Linked DNA regions of Homo sapiens: region 2 is linked to region 1. A link is an interaction called in ENCODE POLR2A ChIA-PET data of the cell type or tissue named here. Cell type or tissue: GM12878. All regions are shown on one strand. Each heading gives the region's core, and the rest is flanking DNA. Links, peaks and the distances in the headings are about the cores only.

Region 1 (5,378 bases), core at 80-5,079:
CAAGTGCTAGCCCATGGTCTTGGGGCCAGTTTTCAGCCAGACTGCCCCACCAAAGCCTCCAGGCTAGGGCCTGGAATTAAATTTACACCCACATGAGGCATACTTGCAAGGCATCAAGGCCCTTCCCCTCCTGTGGACAGATGTGACTCTCCTTGCTCTAAACAGCTTGTCACCTGCAGGGTTCAGGCCAGAGGGAACTGAGGGCCTGGCAGAGGTCAGGAGCAGTGCCAGTGGAGGGAGCAGGAAGGATTCCAGAAACCAGGCCAGTTAGGATGAGCAGGACTTGGCCAGTAGCTACCTATGGGGGTGGAAAAGGGTTGGGAGCTGGGACCACAGTCTCCCAGTGCTGACCTGTGAAGAGGTTTGAGTTCCATGGGCTTCTGCAAATGAGAAAATTGACCATGGAAAGCCACATTTGTTCCATTTAAAGGTCTGTCTTATATTCAGCAATCATGTTATTTGTCCCCTTTTTTTGGTATCAAAAGGGCCTTTTCTTTATGAAATGATGGGGAAAATAGATGGTAGTTTTGGAAACATCTTGTGATGGCAGAAGTTGACAACCCAATGTGGGTCCTCTAAATCAGCAGTCCCCAGCCTTTTTGGCACCAGGGACCGGTTTCGTGGAAGACAATTTTTCCACGGACTGGAGTGGGGATGGTTTCGGGATGAAACTGTTCCACCTCAGATCATCAGGCATTAGATTCTCATAAACAATGCACAACCTAGATCCCTCCCACGTGCAGTTCACAACAGGATTTGTGCTCTGCTGATCTGACAGGAGGCAGAGCTCAGGCAGTAATGCTCCCTCCCCCTGCAGCTTACCTCCTGCTGTCCAGCCTGGTTCCTAACAGGCCACAGACCGGTATACTGGTCCACCACCCATGGGCTGGGGAGCCCTGCTCTAAATAGATGTTGAAATGTTACTGGTCCATGTGAAAGATAAAAGTCCAGGCCGGGCACGGTGGCTCATGCCTGTAATCCCAGCACTTTGGGAGGCCAAGGCGGGCGGATCACCCGAGGTCGGGAGTTTGAGACCAGCCTGACCAACATGGAGAAACCCTGTCTCTACTAAAAATACAAAAATTAGCCGGGTGTGGTGGTGCATGCCCATAATCCTAGCTACTCGGGAGGCTGAGACAGGAGAATTGCTTGAACCCAGGAGGCGGAGGTTGTGGTAAGCCGAGATCATGCCACTGCACTCCAGCCTGGGCAACAAGAGTGAAACTCCGTCTCAAAAAACAAAACAAAACAAGACAAAAAATTAGCCAGGCTGGCACATGCCTGTAGTCCCAGCTACTCAGGAGGCTGAGGCAGGAGAATTGCTTGAACTCAGGAGGTGGAGGTTGCAGTGAGCTGAGATCGTGCTACTGTACTCCAGCCTGGGTGACAGAGTGAGACTCCATCTCAAAAAAAAAAAAAAAAAAAGACAAGAAAGAAAAAAAAAGAAAAAAAGGTAACCCTGGTGTCCTCCCTGGTGTCCTTCCAGTCTCCTCACTTGTTTGTATCATGTCCTTCCCAGGTTGCTGGGAAGGACACATGAGAGAAAGGCAGGGCAAGAGCTTTGGAAAGGAGCAGAGAGCTTTCCTTTCTGAGCTCGGACACCCTGATAATCAGGGCCGTACCCTGATATCAGGGCCGTGTCCTGATAGCCCAAGCTGGGCTATGGGTCTGAGCTGTTCCCAGTGAGGCCATGATGTTGTGGGAAGAATGCTAAACTTGTCTGAGTTCCAGCCCTGACTCCACCCTGTTCGAGCTGTGTGACTTTGGACAAATTACATAGCTGAGTCGAGCCAGTTTCCTCAGCAGGGTTGTTAAAAAGATGAACTGGAATAACCAAGGCTGTAGGCTTCTAGCACAGGGCCCATAGCTTAGTAGGAGTACAATCGAGAATGTTGAGTGAGAGAGATGTTGGCTACAAACCCGGAGCAACCAGGAGCCTTTCATATCAAGGGAGCCAGTGATAGAGGGTGGCACTTGTGGGGCGTACAGGTGTGGGCTTGGCCGGAGGGCTGGTTTTCCAGAGAGGCCACCCTCTGCCTTAACTGGGGGTGGAGGGGGACGGTGAGTTTGCCAGTCCTAGGCGAATCCTCTGGCTGCCCAGCTGTGTAATCTCAGGCAAATTATTTAATCTCTGTACCTTGGTTTCCTCATCTGAAAAATGGGTCTAAGGATAGTATACATTTGATAGGGTTGCTCTGGAGACTGCAAATGATATGTGTAGAAAGTGTCTGGGGCAGGGTAGGTGCCTAGTGAGCAGCAGTCTCCTCCCGCTCTAGGAACTTTCCAAACTGACCCCTCCTAACCTCGCAATTGCAAGTCTGTGGTGGGCTTCTGCCGTCGTGCACAGCTGAGATGTCTTAGAAGGTTGCTGTGTTACGGGGCTGAGCCAAACCCTTGACCAGCTGTCTAATTTGGTTCTTTCTGGTCCCAAACAGCTCCCAGACCAGGACAGAATCAGGCCCAGCTTAGGGGACAGCTGCCTGGCCAAGGGCCTGCAATCAGAGTTCTGGCCAGTGAGCCTCCTGCCTCCGCCCTCCAGAGCAGCTGGCGGGGAAGCCTGAGGAGGAAGTTAGTCAGAGTGAAGCTGCTCCGGGCCCCACCTGTGGTCAAGGTGCGAAATGTGCACCTGGCTCTTCTCTGCCACCCCTCCCCCTGTTTTTTTCTTTTTTTCACACCTCTGGGCTGTGGTTTGAGGAGATGGGAGGCTCAAAGGTTGAGGCCTGGGCCCAGTGCCTCACAGGAAGGAGGGCCCCTACTGCTGTCTGCCAGGCCGGCCAGCCCGGGAAAAGGGCCATTTCCTCCTCCTCTCTGTCAGAGTCGGCTGCTTCACAACCTCTCTTGCAGCTCCTCCAAATGCCTCTTGGAGCACTACTCCAAAAGCTACTGGACTTGGCCGCCAGCCCCAGGCTGTTAGGGGAGCAGGCTCAGCCAGGCCTGAGGTTCCCGTGTGGCCCAGGCTGGGGCTGAGACTATCTTACGTGAAATCAAGAAGAGTCCAAGCCCTGGGCAGGGGTCTGTATCTGCTCCAGACAGTGCCGGGACCCTGGGCTTCCTTCTCCTGGCCCTGAATTTCCCTTGAAAGAGAGCTGAAGTCACAGGGAGACCTGGGGCCTGGGGACTGCCTCTTCCTCTGCCCATGTCCTGCAGCTCTGAGCCCTCCTGGGAGGCAAGTCCATTTTAAGTGCTGGGGGCCGTGGGCTGGGGCCTTGGGAGCCCAGGAGGTGGGACAGACAGCCCCAGCCCATGAGGGTGAGTTCCCAGACCTGTGGGGACACTGCTTTTTTGGGGAATGGAGAAGGCCTCACAGGGGAGATGAAGTTTGAGCTGGGTCTTGGAGGACGTTGCTGCTGTTTGTCACATGGCAAAGGGAGACGAGGCTGTTCTCAGGCTGGGGGAACACCAGGTGCCAAGACAGGGAAGTAAGGAAGAGCTCCTCACACCAGGGGCGGTCAGACTGGTTAGAACGGAACGTTCTTGTGACGGCAGGAGGGTAGAGGGGGCTGGAAAGCAGTTCAGGACCCAAGCCCCACCACCAAGCACAATGACCTTCCTGTCATCCTGTCTCTGGCAGTTCCCTGGGAACTATTAAATAAAAGGACTTCCATTCTGCAAGGCTGTACTTTCATACATGCGATCTCCTTTAAACCGTTCAGCCACCCAGTGAGGGAGAGGCTACTGCGCCCATTTTGCAGAATGGAGGTTCAGAGAGGTGAAGTGATCTGTCCAAGCCTAGTCAGCCAGGAGGGCTGTGTCACACTGCCAGCCCTCCAAACATCCTGCTGCTCAAGGACTCATCAGGAGCCACACCTTTCTCATCACACAGCCCTAATCAGGCATCTTGTGTGGTGAGGGTGGACACCCACTTGGCTGGGCTGGAGCCATAGAGGGGAGTGTTGATAGTTTGCTTCTTGCATTTCCTTGGGTTTCCCCACAGGGTGAGGTCAAACAGGGTCATAAGAACTGAGGACATGTATTTGTTTTGGGGCTTTTTTTGGTTCTTTTTTGTTTTTTTGCTTGTTTTTTTTTTGTTGTTGTCTTTTAGAGACAAGGTCGCACTCTGTTGCCCAGTGGGGAGTGCGATCATAGTTCACTGGAGCTTCGACTCCCTTGGCTCAAGCGATCCTCCTGCCTCAGCCTCCTGAGTAGCTGGGACTATCGGCATGTGCCACCACGCCCAACTTATTATTATTATTGTTTTTAAACTCTTTGTAGAGACAGGGGTCCCGCTATGTTGCCCAGGTTGGTCTCCAACTCCTGTACTCAAGCCATCTGCCCGCCTCAGCCTCCCAAAGTGCTGGGATTATAGGCGTGAGTCACCTCGCCTGATGGACATTTATTGATTACCTACGTGCTAGGCACTGTTCTCAGGGTTTTATTGGGATGAATTCATTTAATACCTACAACTATGTAGTAACTATGTGGCCATTACTATCATCATCATCCTCATTTTACAGATGACAGAAACACAGAAAGTTCAAGGAACTTACTCAAAGTCACACAGCTAGTTAGTGGCACAGGCTCCTCATCTTCCCCCATTACACTCTACAGGGACACTGTGTAAGGTGAGAGGGGCTGGGAGCGAGAGTGCTGTTCAAAGAGGACTGCTTTGGCCTTGTCTGTATTGTTTTATTCAGAGACTGCATTCATGTATTAGCTGTGTGATTAAACAGTCATCAAAAAGGAGAATAAGGCCGGGCACGGTGGCTCACACCTGTAATCCCAGCACTTTGGGAGGCTGAGGTGGGTGGATCACAAGGTCAGAAGTTCAAGACCAGCCCGGTCAATATGGTGAAACCCCATCTCTACTAAAAATACAAAAATTAGCCAGGCGTGGTGGCAGGTGCCTGTAATCCCAGCTACTCAGGAGGCTGAAGCAAGAGAATCACTTTGACCTGGGAGGTGGAGGTTGCAGTGAGCCGAGATTGCACCATTGCACTCCAGTCTGGGTGACAGAGCAAGACTCTGTCTCAAAAAAAAAAAAAAAAAAAAAAAAAAAAAAAGGAGAATAAGCCAGGCATTGTGGCTCACGCCTGTAATCTCAACACTTTGGGATGCCAAGGTGGGCAGATAGCTTCAGCCCAGGAGTTTGAGACCAGCCTGGGCAACACAGTGAAACCCCGTCTCTACAAAAAAAAAAAAACAACCAAAGATTAGCTGGGCGTGGTGGTGCGCACCTTTGGTTCCAGCTACTCGGGAGACTGAGGTGGGAGGATCACCTGAGCCTGGGAATTTGGGGCTGCAGTGAGCCAAGATCGCACAACTGCACTCCAGCCTGGGTGACAGAGCAAGACCCTGTCTCAAAATAATAATAATAATAATGAAAGAATAAAATTAAGCTAAAAGATTGGGACAATTGGTAAAATTTGAATATGGCCTGG
Region 2 (5,378 bases), core at 293-5,292, 110 kb before region 1:
GGCTCATGCCTGTAATCCCAGCACTTTGGGAGGCCGAGGCAGGTGGATCACCTGAGGTCAGGGGTTCGAGACCAGCCTGACCAAGATGGAGAAACCCCATCTCTACTAAAAATACAGTATTAGCCAGGCATGGTGGCGCATGCCTGTAATCCCAGCTACTCGGGAGGCTGAGGCAGGAGAATTGTTTGAACCCAGGAGGCGGAGGTTGCGGTGAGCCGAGATCACACCACTGCACTCCAGCCCAGGCGACAGAGCAAGACTCTGCCTCAGTAATAATAATAATAATAATTTTTAAAAAATTAGCCAAGCATGGTGGTGTGTGCCTGTAATCCCAGCTACTCGGGAGGCTGAGTCAGAAGAATCCCTTGAACCCGGGAGGTGGAGGTTGCAGTGAGCCGAGACCACGCCATTGTATTCCAGCCTGGACAACAAGAGCGAAACTCCGTCTCAAAATAAATAAATAAATAAAAATAAATAAATAAATAAAAAATCAGCCGGGCATGATGGTGCATGCCTGTAGTCCCAGCTACTTGAGAAGCTGAGGTGAGAGGGTTGCTTGAGCCCAGGAGTTTGAGGCTACAATGTTAGCGCCACTGCACTCCAGCCTGGGCGACAGAGTGAGACCTCATCTAAAAAAAAAAAAAAAAAATTGGCCAGTCGCGGTGGCTCACGCCTGTAATCCCAGCACTTTGGGAGGCCGACATGGGCGGATCATGAGGTCAGGAGATCAAGATCATCCTGGCTAACACAGTGAAACCCCGTCTCTACTATAAATATATATTTTTTTAAAAAAAGTAGCCGGGCATGGTGGCACGCGCCTGTAGTCCCATCTACTCGGGAGGCTGAGGCAGAAGAATGGCGTGAACCCGGGAGGCGGAGCTTGCAGTAAGCCAAGAGCCGAGATCACGCCACTGCACTCCAGCCTGGGCAACAGAGCGAGACCCTGTCTCAAAAAAAAAAAAAAAATGCTATATATTCCAGCAATTCTACTCCTATGTTTCTACCGAAAAGAATTGAAAACAAGTATTCAAATCAAAATTTGTACACAGATGTCCATAGCAGCACTATTCACAATGGCTAAAAGGTGAAAAAACCCAAATGTCCATCAATGGATGAATGGCATATCCTATAGAACTGAATAGTATTTCACCATATTCTGATACATGCTACAACATAGATGAACCTCAAAAACGTGCTATGTAGAAAAAAGACAGACACAAAGGTCACACATTGTATGATTCCATTTGCGTTAAATATCCAGAATAGATAAATCTGTAGACAGAACTGCAGATTAGTGGTTTCTAGAGCCTTGTGGGAGGGAGGACTGGGGAATGACTGCTTGATGGGTACAGGGTTTACATATGGGGTGACGAAGCTGTTATGAAACTATATAGAGGTGATTATTATACAACTTCATGAATATACTAAATGCCACTGAATTATACACTTTCAAATGGTTAATCTTATGTTTTATGTGAATTTTACATCAATTTTTTTTTAGACAGGTCTAGTTCTGTCACTCAAGCTGGAGGGCAGTGACATGATCAGGGCTCACTGCAGCCTCAGCTTTCTGGTCTCAAGAGACCCTTCCACCTCAGCCTCCCAAGTAGCTGGGACTACAGGTGTACCCCACCATACCCAGCTAATTTTTAATTTTTTGTAGAGATGAGATGTCACTATGTTGCCCAAGCTGGTCTTGAACTCCTGGCCTCAAGCAATCCTCTCACCTTTGGACCCCAGATTGCTGGGATTATAGGTGTGAGCCACCACGCTTGGCCACACCAATTTTTTAAAAAGAGGAATGCATCAAATGCATAGAGGAAGCTGACACTACAAGTGTGTGCCACCAAGCCCAGCTAATTTTTGAATTTTTTTGTAGAGTTTCAGGGGAGGGGTTCTGCCTGTGTTGTCCAGGCTGGTGTTGAACTACTGGGCTTAAGTGATCCTCCCACCTCAGCCTCCCAAAGTGCTGGGATTACAGGTGTGAGCCACTGTACTTGGCCAGAAGTGATGTTTGAATTGAGTTGTTAATCAATTTATGAATCACTTAGCAAACATTTATTGTATGAATACTAAATGCTAGTCAGTAGGCATTGAGGTGATATAAATAGATATAGGCCGGGCATGGTGGCTCACACCTGAGGCATGAGAATCACGTGAATCTGGGGTAGAGATTGCAGTGAGCCGAGATGGCACCACTGCACTCCAGCCTGGGTGACAGAGTGAGACTGTGTCTCAAAAAAATTAAATAAAATAATACATAAATAGATAGATATAGTAGATATAGATACTTATATCTATACATATATGAATATTCTCTCTCTCTCTCTCTCTCTATATATATATATATATATATATATATGAATTTAGATCTTATCTTCCCCCTCAGACAGCTCACTATATAGTTGGGAGAGACAAACACATAAATAGGCAATTATAGTGCTTTGTGGTATATGCGATGATAGATGTATATACAAGGTATTATGGAAGTAAGGAGGAGCAGCACCCATCACAGCCTGCGGGTGTTTTAAAGAATTATTAGAAAGTGGCCAAGTGGCCAAGGTGCGGTGGCTCATGCCTGTAATCCCAGCAATTTGGGAGGCTGAGGTGGGAGGATCGCTTGAGCCAAGGAGTTCAAGACCAGCCTCGGCAACATAACAAGACCCTGTCTCTACAAATAATAACAATAATGATAATAACAAAATTAGCTTGGCATGGTGGCATGTGCCTGTAGTCCCAGCTACTCAGGAAGTTGAGGCAGGAGGATTGCTTGAGCCCAGGAGGTTGAGGCTGCAATAAGCCATGATCACACCGCTGCACTCCAGACGGGGTGACAGAGCAAGACCCTGTCTCTGAAAAAAAAAAAAAAAAGAAAAAAAAAAAAGAAAGTAGCCAAGTGAAGACGGGAAGGAAGGTCATTTTAGGCAGAACACAAATAAAGGTGTAGAGCTAAGAGATAGAAGATATATATGGAGAGACAGAGTGAGTGTGTGTGTGTGTGTGTGTGTGTGCGCGCATATGCATAGGAAGTAATTACAAGTGGTTCCATCTTATCTTGAATTTTTTTTTTTTTGAGATGGGGTCTCACTCTGTTGCCGAGCCTGGAGTGCAGTGGCATGATCTTGGCTAACTCCAACTTCCACCTCCTGGGCTCAAGCAGTCCTCCCACCTCAGCCTCCTGAGTAGCTGGGACTATGGGAGCGTGCCACCACAGCCAATTAAATTTTTTTTTTTTTTGTAGAGGTGGGGTCTCGCCATGTCACCCAGGCTGGTCTCAAACTCCTGGACTCAAGTGATCTGCCCGCCTCGGCCTCCCAAAGTGCTGGGATTACAGGCATGAGCCACTGTGCCCGGTCAAGTGGTTCCATCTTGTAAAACAAAAAATTCAAACTAGGAAGTGGCAAGTCATGGGTTTCAAACAAGTGAACAACAGGCTTATGTTTTAGGTAAATTCTTCTATTAACAGTGTGAAGTCTAAGATTAGAAGAGGAACAAGACTGGAGGCAGGGAGACTAATAAGAAGGCTGTTAAAATAATCCAAATGAAAAATTATCAGGGTCTTAGCCAGGCAGGGAAGTGGTAATTGTGATAAAAAGGAAAGGTCAGAATCAAGAAATGCTTAGATGGTAAAATTAGTAGGACTTGAGGATTGATTGGATATTGGTGGTGAGAGAGTGTTAAAGATAACTCCAGTTTCCTGTTTTGTGTGATGGAGTGTGTATTTGTCAGAGATGTTAGTTGATAGCAACAAAGCCTGACTCAGCATAAAGGGTATTATTATTATTATTTTTGAAGGATATTAGGGGCTGGGCATGGTGGCTCACACCTGTAATCTCAGCACTTTGGGAGACCAAGGCTGGAAGATCATTTCAGCCCAAGAGTTCGAGATCATTCCTGGGCAACTTAGTGAGACCCTGTCTCTAAAAAACAAAAATAATAGGCTGGGTGTGGTGGCTCATGCCTTAATCCCAGTACTTTGGGAGGCTGAGGCATGTGGACAACTTGAGGCCAGGAGTTTGAGACCAGCCTGGCCAACACAGTGAAACCCCGTCTCTACTAAAAATACAAAAATTAGCTGGGTGTGGTGGTGCATACCTGTAATCCCAGCTACTCAGGAGGCAGCTGAATGAGGCACGAGAATCTCTTGAACCTGGGAGGCAGAGGTTGCAATGAGCCAAGATTGCACCACTGCACTCTAGCCTGGGTGACAGAGTGAGACTCTGTCTCAAAATAATAATAATAATAATGATAATTTTAAAAATTAGCTGAGTGTGGTGGCACACACCTGTAGTCTCAGCTACTCAGGAGGCTGAGGCAGGAGGATCACTTCAGCCCAGAAATTTGAGGCTACAGTGAACCATGATCATGCCATTGTACTCCAGCCTGGTTGACAGAGCAAGATCCTGTCTCTTAAAAAGAAATAAAGGATATTGGGGAGCTCCCACAATTGTTGGGAGAGCTGGAGAATCAGGTTAGAGGCTAAGCTTTCAGGAACAATGCCTCAAACCATTGCAGAAGTGGCGGGATGATATAGATGCCCCCACTGCTGTGAGAAGTCAACCTTGAAAACACTGGAAATTCCCTAGTAGAAAAAAAAAAAGGAAGAGAAGCTCCACACTCCACATATCCACATAGAGCAGGTTTCCTCACAAGGTCACAAGGGAGACTGGCAAATATCTCTGACTTACACTGCAGAGCTGGGGCTCATAACATGGACATTCTTCCATATATAGAAAAGCTTTTCAAATTCTGAGGGCAGCCACAGTGTGATGCAGATGGTGCCGCTATCAAGCAATGTAGAGAATAGAAGAGTTTGGGGGCAGGAGTGAGAAGTTCCATTTTTAACATGTGGTATTTCAGGTGTCTGTAGAACATTCAGATATAGATGTCTAGCAGGTGGTGGGATATTTAAAGTCCTTAGCATTCAGGTAGCAGTTAAAACAACAAAAATGGGTAGGATGGTCCAGGGAGAGCATGTAGATTGAGATGAGAAGAAGAAAGAAAACAGAATCCTGGGTGTGGGAAAGAAAGCTTGCCTGGATTCTTGGTGCCCCTATAAAAGGCCCTACTTGGCGGGCACGATGGCTCACTCCTGTAATCCCAGCACTTTGGGAGGCTGAGGCTGGTGGATCACCTGAGGTCAGGAGTTGAAGACCAGCCTGACCAACATGGAGAAACCCCGTCTCTACTAAAAATGCAAAATTAGCCGGGCGTGGTGGCGCATGCCTGTAATCCCAGCTACTTGGGAGGCTGAGGCGGGAGAATTGCTTGAACCTGGGAGGCAGAGGTTGCAGTGAGCCAAGATCGCGCCATTGCACTCTAGCCTGGGCAACAAGAGTGAAACTCTGTCTCAAAAATAAAAAAAATAAAAAAAAAAG

Evidence for each region. Peaks named below come from ENCODE experiments on the same cell type or tissue, not always from the same donor. Only the 100,000 strongest peaks of a DNase experiment are listed, where the experiment ranks them.
Region 2: POLR2A ChIA-PET joins it to region 1 with 6 read pairs; 4 of 35 experiments call an interaction of 5 or more read pairs at or near these places.

The regions. Positions count from the first base shown.
Region 1 is chrX:71,620,110-71,625,487 of GRCh38, forward strand. No RefSeq gene overlaps it. Among named protein-coding and RNA genes, the nearest start is that of CXCR3, 4.3 kb to the left of the region's middle. RefSeq lists enhancers at 2,610-2,759, 4,698-4,757, 4,798-4,847. In GM12878, for the core only: a CTCF peak has its summit at 2,847; a DNase peak (open chromatin) is centred at 2,672; H3K27ac peaks cover 4,434 bases.
Region 2 is chrX:71,505,752-71,511,129 of GRCh38, forward strand. It overlaps a transcript of TAF1 not described here. Among named protein-coding and RNA genes, the nearest start is that of OGT, 25 kb to the right of the region's middle. In GM12878, for the core only: no CTCF peak of the experiment used is centred there; no DNase peak of the experiment used is centred there.